Regions from separate parts of the Homo sapiens genome. Here region 2 is linked to region 1. Evidence: read pairs that join two places in POLR2A ChIA-PET (ENCODE). Cell type or tissue: OCI-LY7. All regions are shown on one strand.

Region 1 (8,000 bases):
CTCCCACCTCAGCCTCCCAAGTAGCTGAGACTACAGGCATGTGCCACCACACCCAACTAATTTTTGTATTTTCAGTAGAGATGGGGTTTCACCAGGTTGGCTAGGCTGGTCTCGAATTCCTGACCTCAAGTGATCCACCCACCTTGGCCTCCCAAAGTGCTGGGATTACAGGCATGAGCCACCACGCCCAGCCAGCTTGGAATGCCTTTGGAGGGTTTCTAGCACTGTACAACTGGAGTTACACACAATATTGGTTTATTGCTAACATTCTCTATTCTAAATCTTGGGTGGAGATAGCTGTGTATACTTATTTTAAATCATAGTATTGATCTCTTGCTGCTAAAAATTAGTATCACAGTCCTAGAATTATTCTTTTTTTTTTTTTTACTCATTTCACCCAAAGTATATAAAATACAAAAGAAACTACCCAAATCATAGAGATTAAAAATAAGGCAAAGTATTCTACAAAAATAATAAAGAATGAAAGAAAGAAAGGTGTTATGCATATTGCCTTCTTATTTACAAACTCCTTTCTTGAGGAACATTCAAATTTACTAAATGGCATTTTGTGTTTCCCCTACACCTGGAAAGGAGGGACTGTCTAACTTTTAACAGACTTTTGAAACCTAAATAAACTAAAAGGTTAAGAGATACTAGTCTTTAATTATATACTGAATGGATGACATAACAAAAGAAAGAACTCAGAAATCTGAGATACATTTGATAAACTACTGATGGCACTTAAGATTTCAATAAGTTGAGAAGTATAGTATGACAGTTAAGACTAAAAGAGTAAAAGTGTCCACTTCAGTCAGAGCCCCAACAGTGTTTTGACAAGTTGATCTTAAAATTATACTGAAGGGCAAGGACCACGAATCAGCTATAATTCTGTAAAAGAAGAAGGATGATCCATACTACCAGGTATCAATGCTTATTTCAGGCTAGATAATTAAGGCATAAGATATTTACTGATGCAAGGAAAGACAGATACAGCAATGGGACAAATACATGAGCTCAGAAATTAATCCAAAGCATATAAAGAAATGTGATATTACAGGAATAATCATAGAAATCAATAAATTAAAAATGGGCTATTTAGGGCCGGGCGCGGTGGCTCACGCCTGTAATTCCAGCACTTTGGGAGGCCGAGGTGGGCGGATCACCAGGTCAGGAGATCAAGACCATCCTGGCTAACACGATGAAATCCCATCTCTACTAAAATACAAAAAATTAGCCGGGCGTGGTGGCGGGCGCCTGTAGTCCCATCTATTCGGGAGGCTGAGGCAGGAGAACGGTGTGAACCCGGGAGGCAGAGCATGCAGTGAGCCAAGATCGCGTCACCACACTCCAGCCTGGGCGACAGCAAGACTCTGACTCAAAAAGGAAAAAAAAAAAGGCTATTTATAAATGATTTGGGAACAACTGACTACAATGGAACATAATAAAATTACATCCTTCTACCACACACTGATTCTAAAGAACAATTCTAGGTAGGTTAGAGACTTAATTTGAAAAGACAGGCCGGGCGCATTGGCTCACACATGTAATCCCAGCACTTTGGGAGGCTGAGGCAGGCAGATCACTTGAGGCCAGGAGTTCCAGATCAGCCTGGACAACATGGTAAAATCCCATCTCTACTAAAAATACAAAAATTAGCCAGGCATGATGGGGCATGCCTGTAGTCCCAGCTTCTCTGGAGGCTAAGGCAGGTGAATTACTTGAGCCCGGGAGGCGGCAGCTGCAGTGAGCTGAGATTGCGCCACATTCCAGCCTGGGCGACAGGGCGAGACTCTGTCTCAAAAAAAAAAAAAAGAAAAGAAAAGAAAAGAAACTTAACTTTTTTTAAATAAGAAGATACAGGTAGGGAAGAATGTCTTAGATAAGTCAGAAAAAAAAAGAAATGATTTATCCATCTGTCTTAATTTTGACACAACATGACACTATAAACAAAATTAAGAGATGCCAACAACTAGCAGAAGATACTGGCAACACATGTAACTACAAAGGATTAGAATCTAGAATATATAATGAACACTCAGAAATCAATTAAATCAAAACAGCAAAACATTAGAAGCAATTTAAATGTCTGTCAATAGAACAACATATATTCACTCTATGAAATACCACACAGCAGCTACTATGAATGAACTTGGCATAAATTAAAAAGTCAAGAATTTGAAGGGTACATACGTAAAATTTAAAACCTAGGAAATATGATATATTGCTCATGAGTATACAAATATATAAAATAATACAAGTATAAAAATATGGCCAGGCGCAGTGGCTCATGCCTGTAATCCCGGCACTTTGGGAGGCAGAGGTGGGTGGATTGCTTGAGGTCAGGAGTTCGAGACCAGCCTGGCCGACATGGTGAAACCCCATCTCTACTAAAATACAAAAATTAGCTGGGCAAGGTGGCGGACACCTGTAATCCCTGGTACTAGGGATGCTGAGGCAGGAGAATTGCTTGAACCCAGGAGGCGGAGTCTGCAGTGAGTCGAGATCGCGCCACTGCACTCCAAGCCTGGGCGACAGAGTAGTATAAAAATACATACGAGAACTATAAACACCGAATTCATGATAGTGATAACAACTTCTGAGGAAGGAGAGGAAGGAAAGTATTTTTCAATTCTTTAAAAAAATGTAAAACAAACGTGGCATATTAAAATCTGATAAAGGTAGGACATGACTACCCATATTAAAAAATCCCATGGAATCCACAAAAAAATTCCCAGAGCTAATAAAATGAGTTCAGTAAGGTTGAAGGATATAAAACAAACATAAACAATCAATTGTATTTCTATATACTAGCAATGAATATGTGAACACTGACATTTAAAAAACGCCATTATAATTACTCAAAAAATCAAAATATTTAGATGTAAATCTAACCAAACATGGATGTGACTTTTATGCTGAAAACTATGTAAATGATAGTTTACACAGTCTTCTGATAGAAGAAACCAAAGATCTAAACAAATGAAAAGACATCTCATATTGATATGTTGGAAGACATCAATTCTCCCTAAATTCATACAGAGGTTTAACACAATGCCTATCAAAACTCCAGCAAGAGTTTTTCCAAAGATAGACAAGACTATCCCAAAATTAATATGGAAAGACAGAGGAACCAGAATAGTTAAATTTTGAAAAGAAGAAGAATGTAGGAGGAATCAACCTTATCGTATAGCTACCGTCATGAAGACTGTGTTATTGGTGAAGGAACAGGCATATACATAAAACAATAGAACAGAACAGAGAACCTAGAGAAAGATCCATACAAGCATGCCCAACTGATTTTTGACAAAAATGTGAAAGCATTTCAATGGAAGCAGAATAGCTTTTTCCACAAATGTTGCTGGGGCAATCACACTTGCATAGGTAAAAAGAGAGAGATAAAAAACAACCTCAATCTAAGTCTTAGATCTTACACAAAAATTAACTTAAAATGGATCACGGACTTAAATTAAAACTATAAAACTTTTAGAAAAAAATAGGAGAAAATCTTCAGAATCTAGGGCAAGGCAATGAACTCTTAGAGTTATACCAATGCATGATCCATAATAGGAAAAACTGGTAAATTAAATTTCATCGAAATTGAACTTTTGCTCTGTAAAAGACCCCGTTAAGAGGGTGAAAAGACAAGCTAAAGACAAGAAGAAAATACTTGTAAACCACATATCTGACAAAGGACTAGTACCTAAAAGATATAAAGAACTCTCAAAATTCAATAGTAATACCAAAAAATGCAATTAGAAAATGGTCAGAAGCTATGAAAAGGCATTTCTCTGAAGAAAATGTAATGATGGTAAATAAACAAATGAAAAGATGCTCAACACCATCTGCACATTAAAACCATGCAAATTAAAACCATGAGATATTACAACGTACCTGTGAGAATGGCTAAACAAAAAATAATGACACTAAATGCAGGTAAGGATGCAGTATAATTGAACCTCTGATACATTGCCGGTGGGAATGTAAAATAGTACAGCTACTCTGGAAAAAAGTTTGGCAGCATCTTAAAAAACTGAAAATGCAATACCATGCAACCCAGTAATTGCACTCTTGGGCGTTTATCCCAAGAAATGAGGACATATGTTCACGCAAAAACCTTTATTTGTAATAGCCAAAAATTGTAAACAACTCTGATGTCCTTCAGTGAGCAAAAGGTTAAACAAACTGTCATACATCCACACCATGGACTATTACTCATCGATTATAAAAAAAATGAACTACTGATACATGCAACAATTTGGATGAATCTGAAGGGATTATTCTAAGCGACAAACGCCAAACCCAAAAGGTTAATGATTCAATTTATATAACATTTTTGAAAACACAAAATTATAGAAATGGGGAACACACTAGTGAATGCAAAAGGAGTAAGGTGGGGCAGGAAGGAAGTGAATACAGCTACAAAAGGACAATGTGAGGAGATCCTTGGGGAGATGGAAATGTTCTGTATCTCAGCTGTGCCAATGTCCATATGCTGGTTGTGTTACTATATTTCTACAAGTTTTACCAATAGGGGAACTGGGCAAAGGATTTCTATTATTTCTTACAATAACACAACAGTTTGCAACAGGTTTACACATGTCCATCATGTGCTCTAAACTTGCCTAGATGTTTGAAATGCTTCAGAATAATAATTTTAAAATGTATTGTACATCATGAGGAGTGTTTTCTTTTTATGTGTTTTGGGGAAGGGAGAGATTATAATAATCAATAATAATATAATAATAATCAAGACTAAATTTCTGGCCGGCGCGATGGCTCACACCTGTAATCCCAGCCCTTTGAGAGGCCAAAGCGGGTGGATCACTTGAGGTCAAGAGTTCAAGACCAGCCTGGCCAACACTATGAAATGCTGTCTCTACTAAAAATACAAAAATGAGCCAGATGTGGTGGCATGCACCTGTAATCCCAGCTGCTTGGGAAGCTGAGGCAGGAGAATCGCTTGAACCCAGGAGACAGAAGTTGCAGTGAGCCGAGATTGTACCACTGCACTCCAGCCTGGGCAACAGAGCCAGACTCTGTCTCAAAAAAAAGACTAAATTTTTTTATGTTGACTTTTATCTGAATCATCACTTTTATCTCCAAAGACTTAAGAGATAACTAAAGGAACAATGGGTTTGCTTCATGTATGTCCCTGATTGGTTAGGGCTATTGAGTTTCGGGGTGGGGGGAAATAAAATCTGGATGTTTTTCTCCTTAAAAAATGGTGAGTGGCGGACAGGTGTGGTGGCTCATGCCTATAATCCCAGCACTTCGGGAGGCCGAGGCAGGCAGATCACCTGAGGTCAGGGGTTTGAAACCAGCCTGGTCAACATGGCGAAACCCCATCTCTACTAAAAATACAAAATTAGCCGGGCGTGGTGGCACATGCCTGTAATACCAGCTACTTGGGAGGCTGAGGCAGGAGAATCGCTTGAACCTGGGAGGCGGAGGTTGCAGTGAGCCGAGATCGTGCCATTGCACTCCAGCCTGGGCAACAAAACTCCCTCTCAAAAAAAAAAAAAAAAAATGGTGAGCAGCTTCCAAACAGTATAATGCCTGTCAGCAAGATTAAAGGTTAAAGAAAAAGACTTTGGCTGCTTTGTCTTAGAATCATTAATACACAAGCTTCTGATATTCAGGGACATTATTAAGGTACTAACAACTCTCATAGTTTACTTTTTTCTTATTGTTCTGCATATTAGAGACTCTTACTGTTTTTGGTTGTTTCAAACTCTAAAAACATTTTTCAGATAATTGTGTAAGTCATAAAATAATGTTTATGAATATTATTTTAATTATATTAATTACAATATTAATTATTTTAATTATATTAATTACAATATTAATTATTTTAATTATATTAATTACAATATTAATTATTTTAATTATATTAATTACAATAATATTAATTTTAATTATATTAATTACAATATTAATTATTTTAATTAATATTTAATATTAAAATAAAAATTAATGATTTAAAATTTGTATCAATTGTTATTAAGATTCAGTATTAAGCTTAGGAAGTCTTAATTTAAAATACATTGTATTCTATGGTAGATTGTTTTTAGTTATTTGCTGCCTTTCTTCTTCTTTTTTTTTTTTTTTTTTGAGATGGAATCTCACTCTGTCGCCCAGGCGGGAGTGCAGTGGCGCAATCTCAGCTCACTGCAACCTCTGCCTCCTGGGTTCAAGCGATTCTCCTGCTCAGCCTCCTGAGTAGCTGGGATTACAGGCATGCACCACCACGCCCGGCTAATTTTTGTATTTTTAGTAGAGACGAGGTTTCACCATGTTGGTCAGGCTGGTCTCGATCTCCTGAACTCATGATCTGCCCACCTCAGCCTCCCAAAGTGCTGGGATTACAGGTGTGAGCCACTGCTCCCAGCCATTTGCTACCTTTATTCTAAGAGAACTACACATCCCTATGTGGTTTACATTCGTCCTGGTATATTCCTCCCCTATTGATGTTAAGGCCACATTACTTTGGTGAGCAGAAGTGACTAATAAATGCTACCTCCAAGTGTTAGCTTTAAAAGACATCACAGGGTTTGGCCATCTCTTTTTCCTATGCCAAGAGCCTAGGATGTCCTGGCTGAGGGTCTTAGGATAAAGAAAACATGGAGCAGAGTCAGCACTAACCCATAAGGATATGTATCACGAGTGAGGAATAAACTTTTCTAAGTCACTGAGATCTGGGGACTGTTTCTGCAGCACACCCTAGTGAAAGCTAGCTTAACATGAATTAAAAACCTACACAATTTCAATGTATTCCCTTCCTTCTAGAGACAGATAAAAAATGACACTGGAAGTTTTCCTGACCCTTTAAACACAAAACAGAAGCTTTATTTGCATAATCGACTTCAAAACAACAATGGTTTCAACTTAAAATTCTGGTCATGAAGTCCTAATATCACTTATTTATAAGTTATATACATGTGTTACTGTATAAAAGTATATACTGTATAACAAAACACACAGAAATAGAAAATGTTAAAGTATTAGGTAAATAAGTAAACTAACGCAGAAACAAAAAACCAAATACTGCATGTTCTCACAAGTGGGAGCTAAACACTGGGTGCACATGGACATAAAGACAGGCTCGACAGACATTGGAGACTACAAGACGGGAGAAAGTGGGGGAAGGGTTGAAAAACTACCTGTTGGTACTATGCTCACTACCTGGGTGATGGGTTCCATCATACCCCAACCCTCAGCATCACACAACATATTAGTGTAACAAACCTACAAACGTGCCCCCTGAATCTAAAATATAAGTTGAAAAAAGCAAAAATAAGTAAAGTATTAGGTAAAAAAGAAATACAGTATATGGCCTTCAAGATAGCTGTTAATAGTACAAAAGCAAAAACCTTTTTTTCCTCTGGCCTTTTTTTTTTTTTTTGAGACGGGAGTCTCACTTTGTTGCCCAGGCTGGAGTACAGTGGCATGATCTTGGCTCACTGCAACCTCCACCTCTCGGGTTTAAGGGATTGTCCTGCCTCAGCCTCCCGAGTAGCTGGGACTACAGGCACATGCCACCACGCCCAGGTAATTTTTGTATTTTTAGTAGAAACAGGGATTCACCATGTTGGCCAGGCTGGTCTCGAACTCCTGACCTCAAGTGATCTGCCCGCCTTGGCCTCCCAAAGTGCTGGGATTACAGGCATGAGCCACTGCACCTAGCCTTTTCCCTCACTCTTGGAGGGTGAACACATCTTCATTTTAGTTTGAAGGAAGCCATTTATTTATGCTTATTTCTAATTGTAACATTAAGCTCTTAGCCTGTAGCTCTTGATATATAAACGTAACAACAAACAATAACTTTGTAAGAAACCAACTAAAGAAGCAAGTACCTGCATAGCAATAGGTCCTTGGGACATCTGAGAGCTGTAATTCATTCCCATAATGCCTTGCATATTAGGCTGCATGACAGAGACCATAGGAAATCCTTGTTGCTGCATCGGCATCAGGCCTGCTGAAAATATAAAGACATTATTAAA
Region 2 (8,000 bases), 190 kb after region 1:
CCTGCCCATAAGGAGGTGTGACTTAAGGAGGTGGCCTTGGCGTAGTTTTGCTTCAGAACTCAGGAAAAAAAATGTTGGCATTAGTCACTAAGGAGGGAAGTGGCTGGAATGCAAAGAAATATATCAGGGGGGTCCTTTTCTGTGGTTCACACAGGGAAATAATTTGTTCTTCCTTTTCCTGTGCACCTAGAATAATATGTATGAACAGGCAACCCTCCACCATAACTGTAGTGTATTTTCCTGTAGTCACTAAAGCTGAGCTTTGAGAGTCTGGGTGTTCCTTTCTAAAACTTTGTTGTTCTTTTTAAACTCACCATCTCCAACCCCCACATTGCCAATGTTCATAACACAGTGTCTGGTTGTATTGGACCCTTGCTGGTCAAACGTGGTCCATGGACCAGCAGCACTGGCATTATCTGGGAGCTTGTTAGAAATGCAGAACGGGCACATGCTGGGCACAGTGGCTCACGCCTGTAATCCCAGCAGTTTGAAAGGCTGAAGCAGGCTGATCACCTGAGGTCAGGAGTTCGAGACCAGGCTGGCCAACATGGCGAAACCTCATCTCTACTAAAAATATAAAAGTTAGCTGGGTGTGGTGGCGGATGCCTGTAATCCCAGCTACTCAGGAGGCTGAGGCAAGAGAATCACTTGAATCCAGGAGGCAGAGGTTGCAGTGAGCCGAGATCGTGCCACTGCACTCCAGACTGGGCAACAGAGAGAGACTCTGTCTCAAAAAAAAAAAAAAAAAAAAAAAACCCAGAACCCCAGGCACCCAAGATGTATATGTAGGGATGTGCTCGTACTTCAGCCTCTTGAGTAGCTGGGACAAGCGGCATGGGCCACCAAGCCTGGCTTATTTTTTTATCTTTTGTAGAGATGGGGTCTCCCTATGTTGCCCAGGCTGGTCTCAAAATCCTGGGCTCAAGCAATCCTCCCACCTCGGCCTCTCTAAGTGCTGGGATTATAGGCATGCACCACTATACCTGGACTATAAAAATTTGTTAAAAGAGTAATTTTGGTGGGTTTAAAAATAAGATGAAACTAAATTACTAGGACACAGTAGACATTTGACAAGGGCAAATTAAAGTGTCCTAAGGTTTTATATTTTGGGAAAAGTCATTAGAGATATTGATTAACTTTAGACTAATTAGGACAAGTATTTATATGAAAAATTTAAGGGTTCCCACTAAAAGAGTAGAAATGGAACGTAAAATTTTCAAACCAACGAAGAAGAATAATGTGATCAATTGGTAGAATGCAAAAAATAAAAATAAAAAGAGGAGAAAAGAAGTAAAGATAAAAAGAAAACACAAAATAAAATGGTAGAAGTAAATTCACAAATATCATTAACCATAATGATTCTAATTGGAGGAAACTTAAAATTTCTGAACACGCGCTTGATGCCAGGTACTATGCTGTGCCCAATACAAAAATAGATAAACAAAAGCTTCTGTCTTCAAAAGCTTATAGTCCAGTAGTGGGTGGGGCAGGGCTGAGAATGAGGCTAAGCAAAGCAATACCTCATTCTATTGTGCTTCTTGTATACTGAGTCATTTTTTTTTTAAACAAATGCACGGTTTTTGGCAACCCTGCATTGAGCAATGCTATTGGTGCCAATTTTCCAACAGCATATGCTCATTTTTTGTCTCAGGGTCACATTTTGGTAATGCTTGCAATATTTCTAACTTTTTCATATTATTATATATATTATGTTGATCTGTGATCGGTGATCTTTGATGTTAACTATTGTCATTGTTTTGGGGCACCACAAACCTCACCATATAGGATAGCAAACTTAATCGATAAATATGTGTGTTCTGATTCCTCCACCGACCAGGTGTCCCCCCATCTCTCTCCCACTCCTCGGGCCACCCTATTCCCTGGGACACAATATATTGAAATCAGGCCAACTAATAATCCCTGCAGTGGCCTCAAAGTGTTCAAGTGAAAGGAAGAGTTGCACATCTCTCTTTTTAAATCAAAAGCTAGAAACGCTTAAGCTTAGTGAGGAAGGCATGTGAAAGCCGAGCTAGACTGAAAGCTAGGCCTCTTGCACCAAACAGATAGCTGAGTTGTGAAGGCAAAGAAAAGTTCTTGAAGGAAATGGAAAGTGCTACTCCAGTGGACACATGCATGATTAGAAAGGGAAACAGCTTTATTGCTGATATGCAGAAAGCTTGGGTGATGGCAATAGAGAATCAAACCAGCCACTATATTCCCTTAAGCCAAAGACTTAGCCAGGGCCAGAGAAAGGCCCTTATTCTCTTCAAATTTATGAAGGCAGAGAGAGGTGAGGAGGCTGCAAAATATTTTCTTTTAAGCTAGCAGAGGTTGGTTGATGAGATTTAAGGAAAGAAATCATCTCTATAACATAAAAGTGCAAGAGAAGCAGTAAGTGCTGATGTAGAAGCTGAAGCAAGTTATCCAGGATATTTAGCTAAGATCGCTGAGGAAGGCGGCTACACTAAGCAACAGATTTTCGGTGTAGACCAAGCAGCCTTCTATTAGAAGAAGATGCTACCTGGGACTTTCATAGCTAGAAAGAAGTCAATACCTGGCCTCAAAGCTTCAAAGGACAGGCTGACTCTCTTGTTAGAGGCTAATGGAGTTGGTGACTTTAAGTTGAAGCCAATGCTCATTGACTCTTTTTTTTTCTTTCTTTCTTTTTTTTTTTTTTGTGACAGAGTCTCACTCTGTTGCCCAGGCTGGAGTGTAGCGGTGCAATCTCGGCTCACTGCAACCTCTGCCACCCAGGTTCAAGCAATTCTCCTGCCTCAGGCTCCTGAGTAGCTGGGATTACAGGCCCCTGCCACCACGCCCGGGTAATTTTTTGTAGTTCTTAGTAGAGACGGGGTTTCACCACCTTGGCCAGGCTGGTCTTGAACTCCAGACCTCATGATCCACCCACCTTGGCCTCCCAAAGTGCTGGGATTACAGGCATGAGCATTCGAGCTCACTGACTGTTTCAAAAGTCCTAGGACTTTTAAGAAATATGCTAACCCTACTCTGCTTGTGCTCTAGAAATGGAATAACAAAGCCTGATGACAGGACATCTGTTTACAGCATGGTTTACTGAATATTTTAAGCCCACTGTTGAAAACTACTGCTCAGAAAAAAAGATCCCTTTCAAAATATTACTGCTCATTGACAACGCACCTGGTTACCCAATAACGCTAATGGAGATGTACGAGGAGATGAATGTTGTTTTCATGCCTGCTAATACAACATCCATTCTGTAGTCTGTGGATCAAGGAGTAATTTTGACTCTCAAATCTTATTATTTAAGAAATACATTCATAAGGCTATACAGCCATAGATAGTGGTTTCTCTGATGGATCTGGGCAAAGTAAATTGAAAACCTTCTGGAAAGGATTCATCGTTCTAGATGTCATTAAGAACATTTATGATTCATAGGTCAGGGTCAAGATATCAACATTAACAAGAATTTGGAAGAAGTTGATTCCAACCCTTATGCATGACTTCAGTGGGGGAAGTCACTGCAGATGTGGTGAAAATAGCAAGAGAACCAGAATTAGAAATGGAGCCTGTTCCCTCCTCCCTGCTTCTAAAAAAACAGTGGAGCCTGAAGATGCGACTGAATTGCTGCAATCTCATGATATATATGATACTATCTTCTCAATATATATGATACTATCTTCTCAATTTATTACAAATTGTAATAAACATAATAATCAAACTGGTGCTCCAAGCTTATGCTGTTCACATGGAAGACACCGCAAAAGAAGACACAATAGAGACTGCCTTGCAATTGTACCTTGCAATAAGAGGTACGAATTGTTTCTATAGAGATGGAGAAATAAAAGGACAAATCTAGTTGCCTAAAAGACAATTCTCTGTACACATTTTATTTACAGTTTTTACATTGTCTTAATACGGATTGGATTGCTTTTTCTACTTGAGCCTTTTTAACCAAAACAAAATAACCTAAGTAATACAAAGTGTTAAAATGCAGCATAAAAGGTAGTTTTTTTTTTTCTAATTCTGTGAAGAATGTCAATGGTCATTTAATGGGAATAGCATTGAATCTATAAATTACTTTGGGCAGTATGGCCATTTTCACGATATTGATTCTGCCTATCCATGAGCATAGAATGTTTTTCCATTTCTTTGTGTCCTCTGTGATTTCCTTGAGCAGTGGTTTGTAGTTCTCCTTGAAGAGGTCCTTCACTTCCCTTGTTAATTGCATTCTTAAGTATTTTATTCTCTTTGTAGCAATTGTGAATGAGAGTTCTTTCATGATTTGGCTCTCTGCTTGTTTATTCTTGGTGTATAGGCATGCTTGTGATTTTTGCACATTGATTTTTTATCCTAAGATTTCACTGAAGTTGCTTATCAGCTTGAGAGCTTTTGGGCTAAGAAGATGGGGTTTTCTAGATATAGGATCATGTCATCTGTGAACAGAGACAGTTTGACTTCCTCTTTTCCTATTCAAATACGCTTTCTTTCTTTCTTTTGCCTGATTGCCCTGGCTAGAACTCCCAATACTATGTTGAATAGGAGGGTGAGAGAGGGCATCCTTGTCTTGTGCTGGTTTTCAAGGAGAATGCTTCCAACTTTTGCCCATTCAGTATGATATTGGCTGTGGGTTTGTCATAAATGGTTCTTATTGTCTTGATGTATGTCCCATCAATACGTAGCTTATTGAGAGTTTTTAACACTAAGGGATGTTGAATTTTATGGAAGGCCTTTTCTGTATCTATTGAGATAATCATGTGGTTTTTGTCTTTAGTTCTGTTTATGTGATGAATTATGTTTATTGATTTGCATATGTTGAACCAGCCTTGCATCCTAGGGATGAAGCTGACTTGATCGTGGTGGATAAACTTTTTGATGTGCTGCTGGATTCGGCTTGCCAGTATTTTATTGAGGATTTTTGCATCAATGTTTATGAGGGATATTGGCCTGAAGTTTTCTTTTTTTGTTGTATCTCTGCCAGGTTTTGGTATCAGAATGGCACTGGCCTCATAAAATAAGTTTGAGAGGAGTCCCTCCTTTTCAATTGTTTGGAATAGTTTCAGAAGAAATGGTACCAGCTCCTCTTTGTACCTCTGGTAGAATTCAGCTGTAAATCCGTCTGGTCCTGGGCTTTTTTTGGTTGGTAGTCTATTAATTATTGCCTCAATTTCAGAACTTGTTATTGGTCTATTCAGGGATTCAACTTCTTCCTGGTTCAGTCTTGGGAGAGTGTATGTGTCCAGGAACTTATCCATTTCTTGTAGATTTTCTAGTTTATTTGCATAGTGGTGTTCTTAATATTATCTGATGGTTGTATTTCTGTGGGGTCAGTGGTGATATCCCCTCTATCATTTTTTTTTGTGTCTATTTGATTCTTCTCTCTTTTCTTCTTTATTAGTCTAGCTAGCAGGTTTTTTTTTTTTCCCCTCAAAAAATCAGCTCCTAGATTTGTAGATTTTTTGAAGGGTTTTTTTATATCTCTATCTCCTTCAGTTCTGCTCTGATCTTGGTTATTTCTTGTCTTCTGCCAGCTTTGGGGTTTGTTTGCTCTTGGCTCTCTAGTTCTTTTAGCTGTGATGTTAGATTGTCAATTTGAGATCTTTCTACCTTTTTGTGTTATAGCATTTAGTGCTATAAATTTCTCTGTTAACACTGCTTTAGCTGCATCCCAGAGATTCTGGCATGTTATCTCTTTGTTCTCGTTGGTTTCAAAGAACTTCTTGATTTCTGCCTTAATTTCATTATTTACCCGGGTATCATTCAGGAGCAGGCTGTTCAATTTCCATGTAGTTGTGTGGTTTTGAGTGAGCTTCTTAATCTTCAGTTCTAATTTGATTGTGCTGTGGTCTGAGAGACTGTTTGTTATGATTTCAGCTCTCTTGCATTTGCTGAGGAGTGTTTTACTTCCAACTATGTGATCGATTTTATAGTAAGTGCCATGTGGTGCCAAGAATGTATATTCTGTTGCTTTTGGGTGAAGAGTTCTGTAGATATCTGTCAGGTCCACTTGATCAGAGCTGAGTTCAAGTCCTGAATATTTTGTTAATTTTCTGTCTTGATGATCTGTCTAATATTGGCAGTGAGGTGTTAAGGTCTCCCACTATTATTGTGTGGGAGTCTAAGCAAAAATTGACAAATGGGATCTAATTAAACTAAAGGGCTTCTGCATAGCAAAAGAAACTATCATCAGAGTGAACAGACAACCTATAGAATGGGAGAAAATTTTTGCAATCTATCCATTTGACAAAGGTCTAATATTCCGAATCTACAAGAAACTTAAGTTTACAAGAAAAAAACAACCCCATTAACAAGTGAGCAAAGGACATGAACAGACACTTCCCAAAAGAAGGCATTTATATGGCCAACAAACATAAAAATAAAGGGTCAACATTACTGATCATTAGAGAAATGCAAATCAAAACCACAGTGAGATACCATCTCACGCCAGCCAGAATGGCGATTATTAAAAAGTCAAGAAACAGTAGATGCTGGTGAGGCTGTGGAGAAATAGGAACACTTTTACACTGTTGGTGGAAATGTAAATTAGTTCAACCATTGTGGAAGACAGTATGGCAATTCCTCAAAGACCTAGAACCAGAAATGCCGTTTGACCCAGCAATCCCATTACTTGGTATGTACCCAAACGAATATAAATCATTCGATTACAAAGATACATGCACACATATGTCCATTGCAGCACTATTCACAATAGCAAAGATGTGTAACCAACCCAGTGGTAGACCGGATAAAGAAAATGTGGTACATATACACCATGGAATATCATGCAGCCATAAGAAGGAATGAGATCATGTCCTTTGCAGTGGCATGGATGGAGCCGGAAGCCATTATCCTCAGCAAACTAACACAGGAACGAAAAACCAAACACTGCATATTTCCACTTATAAGTTGGAGGTGAACAGTGAGAACACATGGACATAGGAAGGGGAACAACACACACTGGGGCCTGTTCGGGGGTGGGGGAGGGAGAGAATCAGGAAAAATAGCTAATGCATGCAGGGCTTAATACTTAGGTGATGGTTTGATAGGTGTAGCAAACCACCATGGCACACATTTATGTATGCAACAAACCTGCACATCCTGCACATGTATTACGGAACTTAAAATAAAATAAAATAAAAAATATAGCATAAAGATACAAAACTAGACATACTAATTCTAGTTAGAAATGTAATTATGATGTTACATTTTTATGATCAACAATTATGTTGTGGAAATTATACAAACACACATCACTGACTTGAATGAAATGCATAAAATTGTAGCAAAGCTTTGTAGTTACAAAAAACAAAAAAAAATTACCAAAGAAAGCACAAGTTTTTGGAGGGGAGGGGTTTTTTTTCCTTTCTTTTTTTTTTAAATTATACTTTAAGTTTTAGGGTGCATGTGCACAATGTGCAGGTTTGTTACATATGTATACATGTGCCATGTTGGTGTGCTGCACCAATTAACTCGTCATTTAACATTACGTATATCTCCTAATGCTATCCCTCCCCCATCCCCCAACCCCATGACAGGCCCCGGTGTGTGATGTTCCCCTTCCTGTGTCCAAGTGTTCTCATTGTTCAATTCCCACCTATGAGTGAGAACATGCGGTGTTTGGTTTTTTGTCCGTGAGATAGTTTGCTGAGAATGATGTTTTCCAGCTTCATCCATGTCCCTACAAAGGACATGAACTCATCATTTTTTATGGCTGCATAGTATTCCATGGTGTATATGTGCCACATTTTCTTAATCCAGTCTATCATTGTTGGACATTTGGGTTGGTTCCAAGTCTTTGCTATTGTGAATAGTGCCGCAATAAACATACGTGTGCATGGGTCCCAAAGAATGCACAAAATTAATGTCTATTCCACCTTTGTGTCATATTCCTGGATTCTCATGATATAACTTTGACAGATGAGGAGTTGGTTCTTACAGATGAGCAAAGAAAGTAGTTTTTTGAGATGGAATCCACTCCTGGTGAAGATGCCGTGAACGTTGTTGAAATGACAACAAAGGATTGA

Evidence for each region. Peaks named below come from ENCODE experiments on the same cell type or tissue, not always from the same donor. Only the 100,000 strongest peaks of a DNase experiment are listed, where the experiment ranks them.
Region 2: POLR2A ChIA-PET joins it to region 1 with 12 read pairs; 4 of 35 experiments call an interaction of 5 or more read pairs at or near these places.

The regions. Positions count from the first base shown.
Region 1 is chr17:37,588,370-37,596,369 of GRCh38, forward strand. It overlaps SYNRG (synergin gamma), which reads right to left. Exons shown (of 22, transcript NM_007247.6): 3 at 7,854-7,975. Among named protein-coding and RNA genes, the nearest start is that of SYNRG, 17 kb to the right of the region's middle. RefSeq lists enhancers at 733-1,234, 1,235-1,734. In OCI-LY7, no CTCF peak of the experiment used is centred here; no DNase peak of the experiment used is centred here.
Region 2 is chr17:37,778,210-37,786,209 of GRCh38, forward strand. No RefSeq gene overlaps it. Among named protein-coding and RNA genes, the nearest start is that of HNF1B, 37 kb to the left of the region's middle. In OCI-LY7, no CTCF peak of the experiment used is centred here; a DNase peak (open chromatin) is centred at 4,422.